2 separate regions of the Homo sapiens genome follow, and region 1 is linked to region 2. Evidence: read pairs that join two places in POLR2A ChIA-PET (ENCODE). Cell type or tissue: CD4-positive, alpha-beta T cell. All regions are shown on one strand. Region 1 overlaps CD247 (CD247 molecule). Region 2 holds the start of GPA33 (glycoprotein A33).

What was found. ChIA-PET counts read pairs that join two places held together with the same protein. Peaks named below come from ENCODE experiments on the same cell type or tissue, not always from the same donor. Only the 100,000 strongest peaks of a DNase experiment are listed, where the experiment ranks them.
Region 1: POLR2A ChIA-PET joins it to region 2 with 5 read pairs; 1 of 35 experiments calls an interaction of 5 or more read pairs at or near these places.

What each region holds. Positions count from the first base shown.
Region 1 is chr1:167,468,523-167,473,522 of GRCh38, reverse strand. All of the region lies in intron 1 of CD247 (CD247 molecule), which reads left to right. All of the region lies in intron 3 of LOC101928512 (a long non-coding RNA gene), which reads right to left. Among named protein-coding and RNA genes, the nearest start is that of CD247, 48 kb to the left of the region's middle. In CD4-positive, alpha-beta T cell, no CTCF peak of the experiment used is centred here; no DNase peak of the experiment used is centred here; H3K4me3 peaks cover 358 bases; H3K27ac peaks cover 1,358 bases.
Region 2 is chr1:167,088,145-167,093,144 of GRCh38, reverse strand. GPA33 (glycoprotein A33) reads left to right here and starts at 2,768. Exons shown (of 7, transcript NM_005814.3): 1 at 2,768-2,900. The coding sequence starts at 2,858. LOC124904451 (a long non-coding RNA gene) reads right to left here and starts at 4,545. Exons shown (of 3, transcript XR_007066717.1): 1 at 4,461-4,545; 2 at 3,734-3,822; 3 at 1,764-2,359. RefSeq lists an enhancer at 2,593-2,742. In CD4-positive, alpha-beta T cell, no CTCF peak of the experiment used is centred here; a DNase peak (open chromatin) is centred at 2,354; H3K4me3 peaks cover 2,512 bases; H3K27ac peaks cover 2,475 bases.

The DNA of each region.
Region 1 (5,000 bases), 380 kb before region 2:
CGCCTCATTCTCAAGCTGCAGTTGGGGTTGAAGGAGTTGGCGAGAAGCTCTGTGAATCACTGGCTGTGAGCGCGGCTAAATGACATTTCTCCTAGTAGCCTGTGGGCGTGGGTGGTCTGCAGGTAGGCAGGAAGCAACCTTATTTTCGAAACAATATGCAGGTTGCAGCTGCCCTCAGATGGGCCTTGGAGGAGAGAAAGGCCCAGAGAGAAGGAGATGGCAAGCAGGGAGCAGGAGAAACCACACTTGCCCCCTGGGCGGTGGAGGGCAGCTCGGGACAGCTGGCTATCTCAGGTCAGAGAACCACCCAGAGGGTGTAAGAGGGAGTGTGAACACAGAACCACAGCTCTTCAAGGAAAGGCCTCAGAATAGATCTCCCTGTAAGACTACAGATGGGTGTGTGTGTGTGTGTGTGTGTGTGTGTGTGTGTAAAACTTGAAGAAGACGCCTAAGGAGTAGACATCTGATATCCTTCAAGGCCCCAGCTGTAGAATACTTGTGTGGGCTGGAGGGCAAAGGTGGTCAGGCCAGAGGAGCAGGTGGGCAGGGGCTGCCGGGAAGGCCAAGGAATTCCACACACTAGCAAATGTTCACTGATCTTTCATGCAGGCAACACAGGTGTGGACACACAAAGAATCCTCTCTAGGCCATGGGGGTCACTAGGCCATGAGGACACCAAGCCGAACAGGCCCTCACAGTGTGTGGGAGTGGCAGGATCAGACACAAGAGGGTCAGACACAAGATTAGTAATGTTGTGTCTCCCTCAAGAATATCTGCATATTTAGAGCGCTTCCAACAGATGCCTTTGCCCACTTTGATTTTACTTCTTTAAAGAAAACTGTGATAAATACACAATCTGCAGTAGGACCTGACTTCAACAGCCAGCAAAATCCTAATAGATGTGCAACAATACCCTCCCTCACCCAGCTATGAAACAGAATTCTTCGCTTCGTTGTTACTGTCCCCTTGAAAAAAAAAGTCCACATTTTGCTTTCTTAATTGTAATGCATTTAAATAGATAAAATAAATTTTGCTAGACTTGCTTTCCCGCATGTGCACACACTGTGTGTGAGTGCATACAAACACATTTGGCCATAGGCATAATTCTGCCAACCTGAACTGCAGCCTAAAACACTTCCTAATTTTTTTATTGTGAGCGTTTTATCAGGACATTGAAAATAGTACCCCCAAGAAAATATAAGTGAATGATCTTTGATCTCAAAATGAGGAAAGATTTTCTAAGCAAAAATCTGATGACTTAAATTTCAACTTCTATGTGCCAAAGACACCAAATAAAAGGTAGATGGTAAAGAGGGAAAATATTCACAGTATATACCATAGGAAAAGGATGAATCCTTAATATGTAACACGCTCTTAGAAATCATTTAGGGCTGGACACAGTGGCTCATGCCTGTAATCCTAGCACTTTCGGAGGCTGAGGCGAGTGGATCACCTGAGGTCAGGAGTTTGAGACCAGCCTGGCCAACTTGATGAAACCCCATCTCTACTAAAAATACAAAAAATTAGTTGGGTGTGGTGGTGGTCACCTGTAGTCCCAGCTACTCAGGAGGCTGAGGCAGGAGAATTGCTTGAATCCAGGAGGCAGAAGTTGCAGTGAGCCGAGATCGCACTACTGCACTTCAGACTGGGTGACAGAGCAAGACTCAGTCTCAAAAAAAAAAAAAAAAAAAGAAAGAAACAGAAAGAAAAAAAAAAGAAATCACTTTGTAAGAGGGTACATCAAAAGAAAAATAAAGCCGAGTGTAGTGGCTCATGCCTGTAGCTCCAGCTACCCTGGAGGCTGAGGCTGGAAGATCGTTTGAGCCCAGGAGTTCAAGGCTGCAGTGAGCTAGGAACATACCACTGGACTCCAGCGTGAGAGACAGAATGAGACCCCCATCTCTAAAACACATAAACAAAATATAAGCAAAAGTCATCACCACACAATTCATAAAATAGGAAATACACAGGGTGAAGAAAACACATGAAAAAAATGTTCAACATTGCTACTATTCAAAAAAATGCAAATTTTAAAATTAGACTATTTTTGCTTACTGGGTAGGTTGAGTTGTTTTGTTTGCTGTGTGTCTGTTTAATGATAATACCCAGTGTGGTGAGAACACAATGAATTAGAGTCTCTCAAAAACTGCTGAATGTAAATTGGTTTTGTCTTTCTGGAAAGTAAGTCAGCCCTAAGTTTAAATAGCCCAGAAAATTTAGAGCTGAATTACTTTCCAGAAAGATAGAGCCAATTTTCTTTAAATTTAAGGGTGAGTTACTTTCCAGAAAAATATATTTGTCTTTTAGGGTACATGTTTCCATGTGTCTTAATTTATTCTGAAGAAATAATCACGCTGAGCGCAGTGGCTCATACCTATAATCCCAGCACTTTGGGAAGCCGAGGCAGGCAGATCACGAGGTTAGAAAATCAAGACCATCCTAGCTAGCACGGTGAAAACCCACCTGTACTAAAAATATAAAAAATTAGCCGGGCGTGGTGATGGGCGCCTGTAGTCCCAGCTACTCGGGAAGCTGAGGCAGGAGAGTTGCTTGAACCCAGGAGGTGGAGGTTGCAGTGAGCCGAGATTGTGCCATTGCACTCCAGCCTGGGTGACAGAGTGAGACTCCATCTCAAAAAAAAAAAAAAAAAGAAAGAAAGAAATAATCAGTGGAATAAAATATTTGTGTTCAAGGATGTTGACTGCAGCACTATAATACTAAAAATCAACGATAACCTGCATTTCTAACAATAAGGGCATAGCTGAGTAAATTATTATACATAGCAATACCTCAAAATAGTCAAAAAATAGGTAATACTAAGAAAAATCAAACAAACACAAACCCTAACATATGATCCTAATTTTGAAAAAAAGGAAAGCAGTAGAAAAAAACATTAGAAGAAAATATAGCAAAATGTTAAAGATTATGTTTGAGTGGTTGGTTTTTGGCTAATTTTTATTTTCTTTTCCACGCTTTTCTGTATTTTCCTTGTTTCTTTTTTTTTTTTTTTTTTTTTTTACAATTAACATTTTTACTTCTGTAAGCCCAAAAGTCATATAGGAAATAAAAAAAATATTTCCCCCAGTTTTGGATTGAGAAATCAAATTCTTCCTCATGTTACCCAATGACCCTGGAAAAGGCAGGTTTGCTGGGGGAGAAATAAGGAGTTCTGCTTAGGACAAGTAGAGCTGAGTTGTCCGTTAGATATTGAATGGATGTTCGAGTCTGGATTTCAGGAGAGAACTGGGGCTGTAGATCTAAATGGTGGGGTCAACAGTATACGGATGATATTTTAAAGTACTGAGAAAAGGCCAGGCATGGTGGCTCATGCCTGTAATCCCACCACTTTGGGAAGCTGAGATGGGTGGATCACCTGAGGTCAGGAGTTCAAGACCAACCTGGCCAACATGGTGAAACCCCATCTCTACTAAAAATACAAAAATTAGCTGGGCATGATGGCATGAGCCTGTAATCCCAGCTACTTAGGAGGCTGAGGCAAGAGAATCACTTGAGCCTGGGAGGCGGAGGTTGCCGTGTGCCGAGATCGCACCATTGCACTCCAGCCTGGGTGACGAGAGTGAGACTCCATCTCAAAAAAAATAAAATAAAATAAAATAAAGTACCGAGAATGAATAGATGAAATCACAAAAGAAGTGTGTAAGATTAGAGAAGAGGTCCAAGGCCTGAGTCTTGATTCTCTCCAAGACATCTAGGAGAGGCAGAGATGCCATCCAAGGAGGCTGTGCCCCAGTGACCATAGGAGGCCAATCACAGGCTTTCAAACAGCTCTGTAATGACTAGGACATATTTATTCTAGAACCTCAGATCATTTGCTTGAACACTTTCCTTTATCTCTCACTCTGCTTTCAGGCCTAATTATTGGAAGAAAAAAAAAGGGGTGAGGAGGGGAGATCTGCATTGTTCTTGAAAATAAAATCGCTTGGAAAACAGAAAATGTCAGATTAAAAAATGCAGAGTCAATGCCCGTGACTGTCTTAATGAGTGTAGTTAAGTGTCCCAACATCAACAAGAACCACTTAAGCATACTGGGAAGTAATCCAATGCCAGAGGACAGGGAAAGACTCGATTTCCTTCTCCAGTGAATTCCCTTGTTTAACTGGATCTTACAACTGAAAATCAAATACGTCTCCATCTTCCAAGACAACTCCTTAGCTCTGTGGGCCCATGGTTTGGATCTGGACATTTGGACGATTTAAATGGACTCAGTCCCACAAATGTATAAATGCTTCTTGCCAAACTTTGGGAGGCTGCACTTTTTGGGAGGCTGAGGGGGGGCAGATCACTTGAGGTCAGGAGTTCAAGACCAGCCTGGCCAACATGGTGAAACCCTGTCTCTACTAAAAATACAAAAATTAGCCGGGCACTGTGGCACACACCTGTAGTGCTAGCTACTCGGGTGGCTGAGGCATGAGAATCACTTGAACCCAGGAGGTGGAGGTTGCAGAGAGCTGAGATTGTGCCACTGCACTCCAGGAAAAAGACAAAACAAAGCAAAACAGATCACGTATTTTTTAGTGGTAGGAACTCCTGTTTTTTTTTTTTTTATTGCAGTTTGCTCTTCTCTATGTTTGGGAATGTAGCTTCCTTTCCCTGCTTGGAAGGAAAGAGAGCACTTTATTTTTTGGTTCCCTTAATTCACAACAAATCAGCCGGGTGGAGCATCTCAGTCTAGGAGCGACTGCATGACTGGGAATTTTAGCCACTGTGGATTTGTTGGTTACAATTTAGCAGAAGGCAGGGCTAAGAACAAAGGTGGGTAAAGAAAAGTGAGGGTTCTCAGCCTTGGTTTCCCTTTACTGGGAGCAAAGTATCAAGGGTAGAAATACCAGCCCTTCCCAGGTGTCTGGTGAGTGCCTGAGATGAGCCAGGTGACCTGAGCTCTCTATGCAAGTCACTGACTGTAACTGAAGGAAGAAGACTCTAAAACAGTTCCTGCTGGGCTACCAGGAGGCTCACTTTGAGGAGTCTTCGAATTAAAC
Region 2 (5,000 bases):
CCCTACTAACCCCTCTACCATCACAATGATCAAAGCAAAGCCAAATAGCCCACACCTCTCATCCCACACATACCATAGTCATCCTTTCATCCATTTATCCATCCATTTACCAACTTAAAATATTCATTGATTACCTACTACATATGACACTTTACTTGACCAAAATTGGCAAAACACATAGCTTAAAGTTGTCTTTCTTCCTAGTTAGGTGGAATGATGCCTGGTATATCGTATCATTAGAAATGGCTGAATGAATGAGCTCACTGTTTATTAGGAGGAATGAGACACAGACCAAAAATAACTCAAGCATAAGAGAGAATGTAGTTAGTGTCCTAAAAGAGATCCAGAGTGCTGTGTGAGTTCAAAGGTGAGAAAGAGCCCTTCTGACTGAAGAAATCAGGAAAGACTTCATAGAAGCAGTGGTGATATATGAGCTGACTTCTAAAGGACAAGTAAGATTATAATAGCAGATATAGTAGGGGAAGGGAATTACCGAGGGGGTGGCATCAATAAAGTTTTGGGGGTAAGGAAGTATGAGTTCTGGGTATGAAAATATGTCTAACTTGGTCAGAGCATAAATTACGTATTCTGGAAGGTAGACTGTGTTTGAGAACAAATGCTAGAATACCTTAAAAGCTAATTTGTTAGGTTCTGCAGAGTCAGTGATAGGACCCAAGCAGACAAGTAATTAGGAAGACTAATTTGGCAAAGATATTATAAAATGTTGGGGCTGAACAATTATTACATATAATAAGAGAATTAACAAGGTGCCTGAGTGAAATGTAATAAACAGAAAACAACAAATTTTGTATGTCAACCAAACCTAGCAGTCAAAAGGATTAATAACAATAAGTCATGTAGGATACTATGAATTCATAACACAAAGAAATGCTAGGGGAAATATTTGCAATGCTTATCACATCCAAAAGTTCCTTTCCCTAATATACAAAGATCTGCTAGAAGTCAACAAGCTAAAGATCAACAGCTCAATAGAAATATGGCCAAACGGCTGGACGTGGTGGCTCATGCCTGTAATCCCAGCATTTTGGGAGACTGAGGCAGGATTGCTTGAGCCCAGGAATTCAAGACCAGCCTGGTCAACGTAGCGAGATTCTGTGTCTATATTTTTAAAAATTTATTAAAAAAAGAAATACGGGCAAATGAGCTACCTAGTCTCAGAAAAGAAAATATATATGATGTGCAACTATATTAAAAGATTTTCAATTTCACTAATAATTTTTTTTTTTGAGACAGAGTCTTGCTCTGTCGCCCAGGCTGGAGTGCAGTGGCACCATCTTGGCTCACTGCAAGCTCTGCCTCCCGAGTTCACCATTCTCCTGCCTCAGCCTCCCAAGTAGCTGGGATTACAGGCGCACACCACCACACCTGGCTAATGTTTTGTATTTTTAGTAGAGGCGGGGTTTCACCGTGTTAGCCAGGATGGCCTCGATCTCTTGACCTCGTGATCAGCCCACCTTGGCCTCTCAAAGTGCTGTGATTACAGGCGTGAGCCACCGCGCCTGGCCAAATTTCACTAATAATTTTAAAAAGTAAATTATATATACATGGGATATCATGTTCACTTAGATTGGCGATGAGCAGAAAGTTTGATAACTGTGTCATAAACACTTGGTAACTGTGTTAGTGAGTGTGTGGGGAGATAGGTATCCTTATATGCTGCTAATAGGAGTGTAGGCTGTAAAATTCTCATGGTAGCTAGTTTAGCAATATCTATAAAAATTACAAATATGCATAACTTTCAGTGAGTCAGAAATTTTACTTTTAAGAATTTATCTTACATGTATAATCACAACACGTGTGAAATATCGTACACATAATAGATATTGGTTGCAATCTTTTCATAGTTGTGAAAGATGAGGAAAAACAATCTTAAAAGTAGTTTGGTTAAATAAATCATGTCACTCATATACAGTGAAATATCATCCCCATTTTAAAAAGATGATGGTGGTGGTGCTATACATACCGATACAGAAAGCTTTCTAAAACCTTTCATTAAATGAAAAATGAATAAATCATTGCAGAACAGTGTATATATATCTAAAATATCTATGGAAGAAACCAGCAACAGCCACTGCTCCTGGAGAATTATGGTCCCACACCACTGATCATTCTTTCAGTAGGGTGACCATCATCCAAATTTGCTTGGGACTGAGGGGGTTCCTTTTGGTTTGAAAACCAGGACAGTCCTAGGAAAAGTGAGACAAGTTGGTCACATGTCCCCAAGATGATCTTCTTTCACTTATGAACTTGCTACTTTCCCAGTCAGAATATAAACTCTGAAGGGGGAGACTTCCTGTTTTCTTCATGACTATATCTCTTGCGCACTGTGGGGTGGAGGCTGTAGAAGAGGAGAGAAGTAGAGAAACAGATCACATTGTGTCTTGAAGTGTTTCAGCAAATATGGGCAACACCCTTCTTTTACTAGCTTGGAACCCTACCTCTGAGTGCATTTCCCTTTTTATTATTTATTTCCTGTCAGTTATAAGAGAGGCCTACCCCTTTGTGAGCAGTCTAGGACTTTGTACACTTGTTAAGTAGGGAGAAGGCAGGGGAGGTGGCTGGTTTAAGGGGAACTTGAGGGAAGTAGGGAAGACTCCTCTTGGGACCTTTGGAGTAGGTGACACATGAGCCCAGCCCCAGCTCACCTGCCAATCCAGCTGAGGAGCTCACCTGCCAATCCAGCTGAGGCTGGGCAGAGGTGGGTGAGAAGAGGGAAAATTGCAGGGACCTCCAGTTGGGCCAGGCCAGAAGCTGCTGTAGCTTTAACCAGACAGCTCAGACCTGTCTGGAGGCTGCCAGTGACAGGTTAGGTTTAGGGCAGAGAAGAAGCAAGACCATGGTGGGGAAGATGTGGCCTGTGTTGTGGACACTCTGTGCAGGTGAGTAGGCCCCTTTTCTCTCCAGTGCCCAGGGGTGGGTGAGACATGGGGACCTAGGGCTGAAGGAGAGGCTCTGTCAGAGCCTTCCCAGGAAGGGCCTCCAGCAACACAGCTGCGTTCCTGCTGGGCCAGAATTACACATTCCGGACCAGTGCCCAGAATCAGAATGGTTTTTATTTACATATTAGTAAATAACATTCTAGCCCACTGCTGAAATGAAGAATTCAAAGTACTCTCAAGACCATATTTTCTTATCCCAAATTAGATTATAGGATCAGACACAGGATTTGACAATGTGGACAAAGTATTTGAAATCGGAGTTGTCCTAGAAAATCCAGGATGTGTGGATCTAGATATGTTCATTATCTAGTATATTAACGTTTGTGTTAAAACCAGAGAAAGAGACAGGAAACTGAGGCAGAAGAGACAATGCAACTTATCCCGTATCATTCACAGAGCAAGAGAAGATTCAAACCCTAAAAACAAACAACAAACTAGATGGGTCTTTTCCAAAGGCCAAAGCTCCTTGCCACTTCTGGGACCCTGGTCATTGAAAATTCTGGGACTCTGAGCATTTCCCTCTGGGAGGGAAACCTCCCAGAACAAAATCAGACATTCATGAGTATATGGTTGAATCCACATCAAGTGCTTAATAGCACAGTGTTCTGTGGGGACCTATGGAGTGTCTAAGGGTTAGAATGAAAGTCTTGGCATTAAGGTACCAACCATTTTGCTGGGCATTGGAAGGAAATAGAATGGAGAGAAGGAAGTTGAGAGACGCAGGGTTTGGCAAAGTTTAGGAATATCTTTGGTTTAGTGTATTTGGCCATCACCTTGCAATTCAGACACTGTTGAGGGCTTCCAGGATCCAGCTGCAACGGGGAGGAGAAGAGCTATACCAGGAAACTCAGGAGCACCAAGCCTGGGGAAGTGGAAACCAGGAGACTGGTTTAGAGCTCACTTTTTAGCATACACAGGAAAGCCCCGGGCCACGGGGCCTACAGCTCATTCTGGTTCTCCCAGGCCCTAGACATGCTTTTCTCTCAACACCTGGCCTTGGGGCTCTCGAGGGAAGGGCAGCCTGCTGCTGGGGAAGGGCTGGATCACACGGTTTGGAGGAAGATCTGGGTAAGATCATTCTCTCAGGCTGGCTCAAGTTCATCTGACTGAAGGCAGAAAGCCCCTCATCATCCACCAAGATGGACTGGTTGGCTCATTCCTTTATCCAAACAACTCTTTACTGAGCACATAGTTTGTGCAGGTGCCATAGAAGTGAGGAGTCTGGAATGATTAGTCATAAGTGGGCCTATCTCAGCCATCAGATTCAGGCAGGGAGGATGCTCCAGGGCCTGAGAGAGGGAGGCTGAAGGAAATACCCATCCTTCCCTGGCTGGGCCAGTGATTCTCCCATCTTCTCCTGGTAAGCCAGAAGCTCCTCCATGCCTGCACCACCCCAACCCCCAACACATATCCCCACACTTGTAGACTGGCTGCGACCCATGCATGAATAAAAATAAGAAATTTTGGCTTAGAAAAACGATCTTAAAACAAGATGCTCACCCAGCTTGGAGGGAAAAGTGGCCGTAACTCTGAATTGCCTGGAGCAGGACATTTTGCTTCTTCCTATGAGAAGGCAAGTGACCCCTGGGGAACTCACCCAGCAGAACGAGTCTTGGGCATGTTTTCAGACACACTGATGAAGTGTCTTCTACCTCCGCCCCATCCCTCCCACCACAGCCTGCCCAGCACAGAATCACGTGCCCACCAACTTTTCTTCCTCCATATCTTACATTAAGAGGAAGAAGGGGCCAGAGCAGTGGGGCAGGAGAAGCCAGGCTTGGTGGTCGACTTGAGGTATATAAACAGAGTTTACCAAATAGTGAAATAGCCATTGCCACTGCAGGTGAGCAAGGAAGACCTTCAAAGGTCGACCAAAAGCAACCAGGCGGCCCTCCCCACCATGCCTCATGAGAGGATACCACCTCTTCCTTTGCGCAGGTAAGGGAGACCCAGTTAGGAGCAGGGACATTAGGAAAGGCTTCCTGGAGGAGGTGGAGCTTGACTTGGGTTCCAGAGGACTTACTGGGCTTTTCTCTTCTT